2 separate regions of the Homo sapiens genome follow, and region 2 is linked to region 1. The links are chromatin contacts, found by Hi-C or POLR2A ChIA-PET in ENCODE. All regions are on one chromosome and are shown on one strand. Each heading gives the region's core, a stretch centred on a gene start or an enhancer-like site at or near the end of the contact. The rest is flanking DNA. Distances are from core to core; before and after follow the strand shown.

Region 1 (5,247 bases), core at 1,174-3,673:
ATAAAAGGTAATAATTTTAAAAACACCTGCAATTTAATTAAAACTACATTTTTTTCTTTGAAGTCTGCAGGCTTAGAAAGTAACAAGCATTCAGGAAAGGCTAATCAAAAAGAAAGAACCAAATCCTTACTACTTATCATTTATTTGAATGATATCTGACAGTTATTAACTTGTCTAGGTAGAGATCAGGATAAACTCTCAGAGAACAGAATTAACCAAAGCAACTGACTCAATGCCACAGAAGTCTGAGAACAGTTCCTTAACCAAACAGGAAATTAGGCATTTACACACAGGAAACAACTGGTAGGATAAGACCTTTAAATACATTTCATATTTAAGCTTCTCCTTATCCTATTTTGGAAATTATAAAAGATGGATTGATAGAGAAAAACTAATAAAGGGCTTCCTGCTACATCACAGGAGGATCTGGCTTTGGTACTGATGAGGTATAAACTTGAAAAGTAATTTTCACAGTCATTCCAAGGTCATGTCTGCTACTCAACAAATGTGTTAAGAGGTAAGATTCCATCCTCCAATTTCTAAAGACAATACCTCCAGCTCTTTCAAAATGAAGCCTATTCACCAACATCACATTTGGGAAGCCCAGCCACTAGGAACAGAGAAAGCAATTGAAAGTAAGAAAAATCAAACCAGGAGACAATTCTTCCTGTTTCAGTACTACCAACAACCACTAGAGGGTGAGTCTGTCACACTATTATTTATTCGTAACTACCAGGAAGGAAGAAACCCATTATCTGTGAGCTCATCTCTTTCTGGCTCCCACAGGAGAGGATAATCTATTGTGTGGAGCTCTCCAAATAAGCCATTGTTTGTTCTACAAAACCACTCCCACTGTCAACAAATACTCAAGGTTGCCCTGAGCAGAAGGCCTGCCTCACAGGTATCAACATCAACTATGCAACAGTGATTCAGATGGACAAAGCATTTAGTAAACCATGACCAAGATGGTCTTAAAATAACACGGAAACAGGACCAGGCATGGTGGCTCACATCTGTAATCCCAGCACTTTGGGAGGCTGCAGTGGGCGGATTACCTGAGGTCAGAAGTTCGAGACCAGCATGGCCAACATGGAAAAACACCATCTCTACTAAAAATACAAAAATTAGCTGGGCATGGTGGTGGGCACCTGTAATCCCAGCTACTTGGGAGGCGGAGGCAAGAGAATCGCTTGAACCCAAGAGGTGGAGGTTGCAGTGAACTGAGATTGTGCCACTGCACTCCAGCCTAAGTGACAGAGCGAGACTCTATTTCGAAGAAAAAAAAAAAAAGGTCAAGATTAAACCCTTCAAATCAAGAAGGGGGTACTAAAAATGCCCAAACAGCTGGTAAAACAAAATTGGTTGTCTTCTAAACTATTATGTATCACTTTTGCATCCACCCCAACCATAAAAATTTTCTGCTTACTATAAAATTAAGGAAAAGTATTTACTAACATTATAAAATACCATGCATGGAACAAAAAGCCTCCTGGGTATAATACCAGATCGCACCACTGCTCTCCAGCCTGGGTGACAGAGCAAGACTCCATCTCAAAAAAAAAAAAAAAAAAAAAAAAAACACGGAAACAAAATGAATAGCTTAGATAGCTTAAAAGTAGGCTATTAAGCAGTATGTTAAGATTCCATTTTAGTAGAGGGAAAATAGGATATAGTTACATGTATAATTAAAAAAACTCAAAGGATATGCACCAAAATGTTAACAGTGGTTCTTTATCAATAGATGGTAATGCTTTTCTGGGTTTTTCAGGCTCTGTATTGAACATGTTTAACCTCTATTATTAATATACAAAATTATAAGAACAATTACCATAACCAAAATTTCCAGATAACTCTATCCTATATCCTTTTCTATACAAAGGCAGTGGATTGGACATTCTTTCCTTTGTTTTACAAGAAACAAAGCTGTGCCTGGGAAGACCAAATGACTTGCTTGAGGCTACTTAGCTAGTGGCAAAGGCACAACTAGAACCAAGGTCTCAGGGTTCAGTGCTTTTTCCACTAATCACTGCCTCACTGTTTAAGTTTGACCTTGTATTACTCTTCTAGCCTGGAACAGGAAGCAGCAAATATGCTTGCTAGTCAAGCAGGTTTCCAAGTCCAGTGCTACCCTGGAACAAACCCAAGAACCAGGCCCAAAACTCTATGTGAACTAGCACAACTAGGGATGGCAGAGAATGACCTGGCCACCCACACCCATCTGGGTCCAATCACTCTTTACTAATGAGGAAGTCAGAAAAAGCAGACTTGCAGTAGAGCCAACACCCTGGACAGACTGCTTCAATGAAGGCTGTTATCTACCACTGCTCTAGGTTGCACCAGCCGAGGTCTGGTGCTCCTGTAGGAATAAAAATGAGTCACATGGGAGTTGGATTAGCTATCCAAGACACCTGAAAGGTGAGTGACTCAGTCTTAGATAATGGGGCCTCTACCCCTGGGCCCAGCCCTGTTCACTCTTAACCAAAGCTACCTAATATATGAGGAAAATGAGCACCAAGGCATTTGCTTTAAAAGGTCATGACCCCATATAGAGAAATTCAGCAACAGCTGCTAGGATATCCTTACCATCAAGACAACCATAAATCATCCCTTGTTTCTTATCATTTCTCTTTACCTGGAAAACACTGTTTCTAATTTATTCTGAAGCAGCATTGGCAGCCCATGGGCCAAACCTGTTTTTGTACATCCCCATAATGCTATTTTTAAAAGATTGTTTGAAAAAAAGAACAACATACGACAAAGATGATACATGGCCTGCAAAGCCTAAAATAGTTCTACGTGGTCATTTTCAGGGGTCTGTCGACCCCATTCTAAAGCATTCTCTCAATGCAACAAGGCAAACCATGTACCAGTCCAAACATCAATCACTCCTTTTTTCACATCACCAAAGAATCTCCAGGAACAAGTAGTAAAGTCAGAGTAGGCAGCTGCTTAGTGACCTTTCAGAGTGTTGCTAATGTATCCCCCGACCCCCACCCAAGGATGCCACCACAATTTCACTTTACAATCAAATAATAAGACCCTAAGCATAGAATGTCAAGGCCCTTGTGAGGTCAAAGTTTGTTTTTAACTTTGGGATTAAAAACACAAGAAAGTTCTTATACACGTCCTCAACTGTCTCTTTTGGTTCTGAATTCCTAAAACCCTCAACTATGTTTTGTTTTGGGGTTTTTTTGGCTTTTTTTTTTTTTTTTTTGAGACAGTCTCACTATGTCACCCAGGCTGGAGTGCAGTGGCGGGATCTCGGCTCACTACAGCCTCTGCCACCCGGGTTCAAGTGATTCTCCTGCCTCAGCCTCCTGAGTAGCTGAGACTACAGGCACGAGCCACAACACCCGGCTAATTTTTGTATTTTTAGTAGAGACAGGGTTTCACCGTGTTAGCCAGGATGATCTCGATCTCCTGACCTCGTGATCCGCCCAACTCGGCCTCCCAAAGTGCTGGGATTACAAGCGTGAGACACCGTGCCCAATGGACTCTGTTCTTAATACCAAATCAGAAACTAAAGAAATTCCCAGGAAGAAGTGAGCAAGAATTCCATGGCCCCAGACATCAGAATCCTCTGCCTAACACACCAAAAGGGGGTCACATCTTAGCCAGAAACAGCAAAAACTTCAGCATAGAAGCAGAAGCAAAGTTCATTCTTCAGGACACAGACTAATAACAATCACAAGTTGTTTTTTTTTTTTTTTTTTTTTGAGGTGGAGTTTCGCTCTTGTTGCCCAGGCTGGAGTGCAATGGCATGATCTTGGCTCACCACAACCTCTGCCTCCCGGGTTCATATGATTCTCCTGCCTCAGCCTCCCGAGTAGCTGAGATTACAGGCATGCACCACTACGCCCAGCTAATTTTGTATTTTTAGTAGAGGCGGGGTTTCTCCATGTTGGTCAGGCTGGTCTTGAACTCCGGACCTCAGGTGATCCACCCACCTCAGTCTCCAAAAGCGCTGGGATTACAGGCGTGAGCCACCGCGCCTGGCCCATATATTCAATTATAGAAAACAACTTGTGGACCAGGCGCGGTGGCTCACGCCTGTAATCCCAGCACTTTTGGAGGCCAAGGCGGGTGGATCACCAGAGGTCGGGAGTTTGAGACCAGCCTGGCCAACATGGTGAAACCCCATCTCTACTAAAAATATAAAAATTAGCCAGGCGTGATGGTGCTTGCCTGTAGTCCCAACTACTAGGGAGGCTGAGGCATGAGAATCACTTGAACCCAGGAGGCGGAGGTGGCAGTGAGCCAAGATGGCACCCCTGTACTCCAGCATGGGTGAAAGAGCAAGACTCTGTCTCAAAAAAATAAAAAATAAAATTATATTATTTTCATTTAAAAAATTATATATATATTTATATTATATATATATAGCAAGTCAATACTAAGCCAAGTCAGAAAAGGGAAAAACAGGGTAGCTTTTCACCCCAAAAAAAAGCAGAGGGGAGGAGGCCACGAGTATCTCTGATCCCAAAAAGCCCCTAGAAGTTGAAGGAAAAGCTACCCCTTGTCCCTGGTCTTGGAAAGACCCTTTTCTCTTCCCCTATTCTTGCCTACCTGAGGCGCCGACGAGGGTCAGAGGGTGTCCCAGTCCGACGGGCAGTGCCATAATCAGACATCATACCATAATCCAGGTCATCATAGCCCATACTACGCTGGTCATCCTCTAGCCCATAAGGCTCTGGATGAAAGCGATGCAGATCCACGCTGCTCCCACCTACCCGAACCTGGGGTTGGGGCCCATACACATCCTGTCTACTAGGTGCCCGGTAGCCTTCCATGCTGGGCCTATACCGCTCCTCAATGCGGGTCACCCGGGACAGACTGCCATAGTTATCACTGCCACCTGGATAACCATCTTCATAGTGGCGACTATAACCATCAGGAGGGTAGTGGAAGTTCCTAGGAAGGGTAGCAGTGCCAGCTTGCCCCACATAGGGACCAGGTCCCCCATTGCCATTCTTGCGGAAATCACGACCCAAAGTCTGGATATAGTTGTTAGAAACTGATGAAGCATCCACAGGCAACCCGTCTGGTCCCATAGCGACTGGCTGTACTGTCCGTGTTGTCACAGTCTTCACTACTTTCTTGACCTGCAAGTAGGAAACAAGAAAAAGAAAAACTAATTAAGGAAGTGAGCAATTAAATTCTTTTTTTTTTTTTGAGATGGAGTCTTGCACTGTTGCCCTGGCTGGAGTGCAATGGCGTGATCTCGGCTCACCTGCAACCTCTGCCTCC
Region 2 (5,247 bases), core at 921-3,420, 1.4 Mb before region 1:
TCTCAATCTCCCCACATTCCTCTCTATTCTCTGCTCCTCCCAGTCTCCCTCAGCTCCACACACGGTTGAAGCCCCTCCAGATTCTAACACTTCCAGAATCCTCTCCCCAGAAAGCTCTCCTCAATCAGCCAGTGTCTGCAGAGTCCTTGGCAAAGGGGTTGCTGGGAGTTATGACTAAAGATGGGGACATGAGGGTGGAAAGATACCCCTTTCCCATGACAATCCTAATTAGCACACAGGATGTGGGGGCTTTCCAAGGAAGCAGAGAGACTCTGCTCAAACAGCTGTTCACTGGGGAGGGCCTTTCCGAGTCATCTTCTCTACGTCCTCCCCAGCACACCGGCCTCTCCAGGCTCCTCGGTTGCACTCTTGGGAAAGCCGAGCCAGAATTCCAGAAACAATGGCCCCCTCCCCACCTGTCACTGACGGAGGCAGAAACTCTTCCCGGGTCATCGATTAAGCAAGGACCGAGCAAAGAGAGGCAGTTTTGCTCTCCCTTGGGCAGCACCCCCACTCCCCACCCCCCAAGGCCCCATCCTGGAGGCTCCCTTCCTGGCTCTGACCTGGAAAGGCAGGTCAGCTGGGAAGCGGGTTTGTGCTGGCTACAGTGACAACTTGATTCTCATGAAAAGATAGGAGTTTGGCGCTCCAGGAGACCATGGGTTCCTTACAGGCTATGGTTTCAAGAGGAAGCCTGGGGACAGTTTCTCCTTAGGAATCTGCGTCCTCCTCCTCCGCAGACAAAGGGAGCGGCTTCCCTGCCATGCATTCCGAAGCCCCGAGCCTCCCCCTCCTCTCTCCATCTGCTCCGGCCTGTTGCTTCCGCGCATGTAGTGTGTAGCAGAGGCATTCGCCAATGCCGCGGCGTCCAGGGTACCCCAGCCCTAGTCTCTCCTCCCAGGGAGCCCGGCGCTTCCCTTACCCGACTGTAGCGAGAACCTCCGGGGAATCCCTTCTTCCTCCCCCAGTTCCCACACCCAGGACCCAGCTGCGGGGAGGCATCCCACACAGGAGACGCAGAGGCAGTGAGATCGGGGGTGAGGGGACGTGTGGCAAGCCCCAGCGTGCCTGAAGCAAAACAGGGTCAGGTCAGCCAAGGTGCCGGCCGCCACGGGATGAGGGCAGGAAGCCTTTGCGAAGGGCTGGGATTGCCTGTAGTCTGGGGCGGCCCTAGAATTTCTACATAGAAAGACTTAGGGCCACCAACTGCTGAAAAGCGGGGGCATGAAAGGGGTGGGGAGTGGATTGTTACCGACTAGGTTGAAGCTGGGTTTGCAAAACCACAACACTGATACTATTTGCATGGATGTTTAAGGGGGAGGGAGGATCCTGCGAGGATTCAGCGGAGTGAATCGCCTCCCACCACCACCTCTTGGTGACACTGCTGCACAGAAGTGCCGACTAGGTGGCCAAGGTGGGTTCACAGGGAGGGAGGTACCTTGGCAGGTTGGGAAGGTGGGAGCAGGCGGGGCGGGGTCAGGGGCGGCTGGCTCACCCGTGTCTTGGCGGAACTGGTTCATGGACTGCAGGTCGATGATGTAGGGCGCGAGACGGCTGTCCACCTGGCCCAGCACCACGCTGCCCCCCGCGCGGGGGCCGGCGCGGACCACCGCCTCGATGTGGTGGCTCACCGCTGGGCTGTAGGGACGCCAGCGGCCGTGCTCGTTCAGCCATTCCCAGACCACCACGGCCGAGGCCAGGAGCATGGCGAGCCCGGGGCTGCGGCGCTGCGCGGCCCGCCTCCCGGGCCCCGAGCGCCCGACCTCCTCCGCTTCCTCCTGCGCCGCCGCCTCCGGGCCTCGACCGCGCCCCCTGCCCCGCGCCCCGCCGCCCCGGGCAGCCTCAGCTCCGGCCCATGGGCTCCTCCCCAGCCGTGCATCCACCGGGGCCGGGACACCGGGGCCGCCTGGCTGGGACCGCGCGCCGCCGCCGCCGCCGGGGTCCGCTGCTGCTGCCGCTGCTCTGTGGGGTCGAGTCGCTTCATGCAAATGCCCGGCTCTCTGCAAACAGGCCCCCGCCTTGCAAAAGCCACTCGGCGGGCGCGCGGCCCGAGCCCCGGCGGCCGCGAGCTGGGGCTGACGGCGAGGCAAGGACCCAGCCCTCGCACCAGTTGCGCCTCGGCCTCTGCAGACGCCGGGGTGGGATCTCGCCGCACGGCCGCGCTCGGAATGGCACGCTCTGGTCCCCTCCCCTCTCTCCCTCCCTCCCCACCCCTTCGCCGCACGAATTGCAGTCCCCGCCGCTGGGAGAGCTCCCCCTGCCTGTGGCTCTGCTCAGTTCCTTCCAGAATGAACCACCCCTCCCAAGCAGGGCGCTAAGGCAAACCCGCGCCCGCGTGTGTTTCCCTGGTTCCTTGATGCAGAGAAGCGACCCGCCATGACACGGCCCCGGGACCACCACTGTCGCCCAGCCGCAACTTTGCAGCCTCCTTCCCCCAAATGTAATTTTCTCTCTCTCTCTCTTTTTTTTTCCTTAATGCAGCATGATCAGTGTCCGCAGCGCGAACTGGAGACACGCATTGTCTCGGGGCTTGCGCACGCACTGGCACACTCACAGTCGCACACACACGCGCGCGCACCCCAACTCCTTCCTTGCCCCGGCTCCTATTACCTCATCCTCTCCCGCATCCTTAGCTGTCCGTCAAGGAAGCAGAAGACACGCCCCCTGCTGCTCGGGCGAGTGCCCTGGAGCTTACCCGCCCCCTGCTGGCCTAAAGTGTCGTGTGCCGGCCAGTGGCCACTCCAACCTCTGCTAATGAGACCCAGTCCAAAGGGATGCAGCAATTTCGCTAATGATGGATTTATATTACCTACGTAGAGAGCAAATGTGGTTTTTCTGGCCAGATTCAACGTACTAGAGTCAGGAAGACGCATGTTAGATTAATTTTATCTGCATCGTTTCTGTAACTAAAATTATGAAACACTAGGAAAAACACGAGTTAGACTTATTTTGATCATCAATAGTTAATATGGAAAATAACCTTAAATAGGTAGGTTCTGACTAAAAGGGAAGACTGAAGTCAGGATTATGCATTATCCTTGTCAAAGAACACAAATTTTGTTTTGTTGAGATTGCAAACCACATAAAACAACGAATCGAGTCTTATCAAGATCCAAGTTATAGGATGCGGGAAAGTAAAAATAGATTATGTGTTAGAGAATGGGATTGTGAATCTTTTTGAAATAATCAATTTTTTCATAAATATCATATGACCCTTTTATGTTTTAGAAGAGTTGCTTCCCCCTCCCTCTCCTTGCAGCTGTCATTTCTCCCATTGTTAGAATTTTGCATCCTTCTACCTTTATCTTTCTCCCAACAGAGTTCTAAATACAAAGCAAAAGAAAAAGTGTGAGATCTGTTCTTCTTCAGGCCCCTAAAGGCACCAGGCTCAAGGAACCTCTGAGCTTTGTTCTTTCTGGTCTTCTTGCACAGCTTGGCCTCCAAAATGCCTAGTCGGCCTCTCCCTTATTTGGGGACTGTTCCTAATCCAACCTAAACAATACCACTCATTAAAATGTCGAGTTTCAGAATTAGAAGAACAAAAAGAAAACAAGGATACCTCGACTAATTATATCATAGGCCATTATTATTACCATTTTACAAATGACAGGACTTAAGGAATTTAAACTATTTGCCCTAGATTACATAGCTAGTTAGAGGGGAAACCAGTATTCAAAATTTAGTTGGGCTGTCTCAAAAGAAAATGCCTGTTCCATAGCATGTCCTATACAACACAGAGGTGGCACAATAACAGGCAATGTAGAAGTGTCTCAGTGTGAAAGAAGGGAAGGGAGAAAATGGGGGTAGAATTTTCTGGAAAAGAAACAGAAGGCAAACTGAAGAAAAAGTAATTTAAAAATTTATTGGGCTACTTTTATTTCTAGTCATAAAAATGGAAAGTATCAAAACTCAGGAAACTTTCTTATAGTCTTGGTAAGTATGAATCAAAAAGTGAAGAGTAATGATTCAAGGGGATATTGGAAGTACCAGCGAAAATATAGCACCTGACCAGCTAAGCCAGAAATTCCAAGGTGAAAAAAATCTAAACTAGATAAGCAGGCTACCAGCAAATGTTAGATGAGCTGTTTGAAAGGCGAATGGAAGGCAGAAGGAAACTGACGCCTACCTGCCTATGTCCAGCCTAGTTTTGTATCTGGTCTTCTTGTATCTTCCATGTTAAACACAACAGAGTATTACAGCAGAATAAAAATATCTTATGACATGTGAGAAGGTTTGTATGTAGTCTGATTCATTTGCAAGAGGAAGTGAATACACACACACACATACACACATATACACACAAATGAGAGGGGTCTTTAAAATTTTATGGAAAATGCATATTATGAAAAAACTAGGCTGGTAGTTCAAATTGTTTTTTTGCACCCAAATAAACTCATACTAACTTGTTATAACATGTCTGAACAGGATCTAGTTTGAGACACTAAGAAGGGTAAGACAATGCCCTTACTGAAGAGGATCAAGGATTAGCAGTCAAAACAATAGCCTACACCATAGATATGTCAACTGGTTCAGCTTACACAATTCTGACAAAGAAATTAAACTTTCCATTCCTTGATAGGTGCCAAAACCATTGCACCCAGGTTGGCCACAGACAAGAGCAGGCCTTTCAATAGAGATTTTAAATGGGTGGGATCAGGATCATGAAACATTTCTTTGAAGAATTGTAACAGGAGATGAAACATTACCAGTATAATCCTGATGACAAGGAACAACCAAAGCAATGGCTATCAAGAGGTAGAAGTGGTCCAGTCAAAGCAAAAGTGCACTGGTCAAAAGCAGAGACCATGGCAACAATTTTTTGGAGATGCTCAAGGCATTTTACTTACTGACTTTCTGGAGGGCCAGAGAACAATAACATCTGCCTAATATGAGAGTATTTTGCAAAAATTAGCAACAGCTTTAGGATAAAATACCTGGGAAAGCTTCACCAGAGTCGTTCTCCACCATGGCAATGTTCATGCTCATTCCTCTCATCAAACAAACGCACTTTTGTGAGCAATTTGATGGAAAATCTTTTAATCTGCTGTACAGTCCTGATTTGGCTCCTCTGACTTCTTTTTGTTTCCTAATCTTAAAAAATTTTTTAAAGAGCATCTGTTTTTCTATAGTAAAGTAAAACTGCATTGATATGGTTAGGGTCCCAGGACACTCAGTTCTTTAGTGATGGACTAAATGATTCATATCATCACCTACAAAATATCTTGAACTTGATGGTGCTTATGTTGA

Evidence for each region. A loop is a pair of places that touch in the nucleus more often than their neighbours do. ChIA-PET counts read pairs that join two places held with the same protein, here RNA polymerase II (POLR2A).
Region 2: a map of breast epithelium shows a loop between it and region 1 (10-fold over the local background). The contact joins the promoter of DTX4 here to the enhancer-like site in region 1. A Hi-C loop is called at or near these places in 1 of 168 maps with a recorded cell type or tissue (breast epithelium) and 1 of 37 single-sample maps with no recorded cell type. POLR2A ChIA-PET finds 5 or more read pairs at or near these places in 1 of 52 experiments (PC-9).

Annotation. Positions count from the first base shown.
Region 1 is chr11:57,796,312-57,801,558 of GRCh38, reverse strand. It overlaps CTNND1 (catenin delta 1), which reads right to left. Exons shown (of 21, transcript NM_001085458.2): 6 at 4,567-5,102. TMX2-CTNND1 (TMX2-CTNND1 readthrough (NMD candidate)) reads right to left here. Exons shown (of 21, transcript NR_037646.1): 7 at 4,567-5,102. Among named protein-coding and RNA genes, the nearest start is that of CTNND1, 37 kb to the right of the region's middle. RefSeq lists an enhancer at 807-1,046. Within about 2 kb of position 2,423, at least 29 of the 41 ENCODE cell types and tissues checked have a DNase peak (open chromatin) inside an H3K27ac peak, as active enhancers do; they include PC-9 and breast epithelium, where a contact is called at or near this core.
Region 2 is chr11:59,169,055-59,174,301 of GRCh38, reverse strand. DTX4 (deltex E3 ubiquitin ligase 4) reads right to left here and starts at 2,170. Exons shown (of 9, transcript NM_015177.2): 1 at 1,496-2,170. The coding sequence starts at 1,706. It overlaps LOC124902601 (basic proline-rich protein-like), which reads left to right and starts at 857. Exons shown (of 2, transcript XM_047427951.1): 1 at 857-1,037; 2 at 1,572-4,227. The coding sequence starts at 857. The coding sequence ends at 2,380. It overlaps LOC124902675 (a long non-coding RNA gene), which reads left to right. Exons shown (of 4, transcript XR_007062682.1): 4 at 1-603. RefSeq lists enhancers at 1,104-1,213, 656-1,484, 2,112-2,406, 2,493-3,033 and silencers at 1,554-1,603, 1,664-2,233.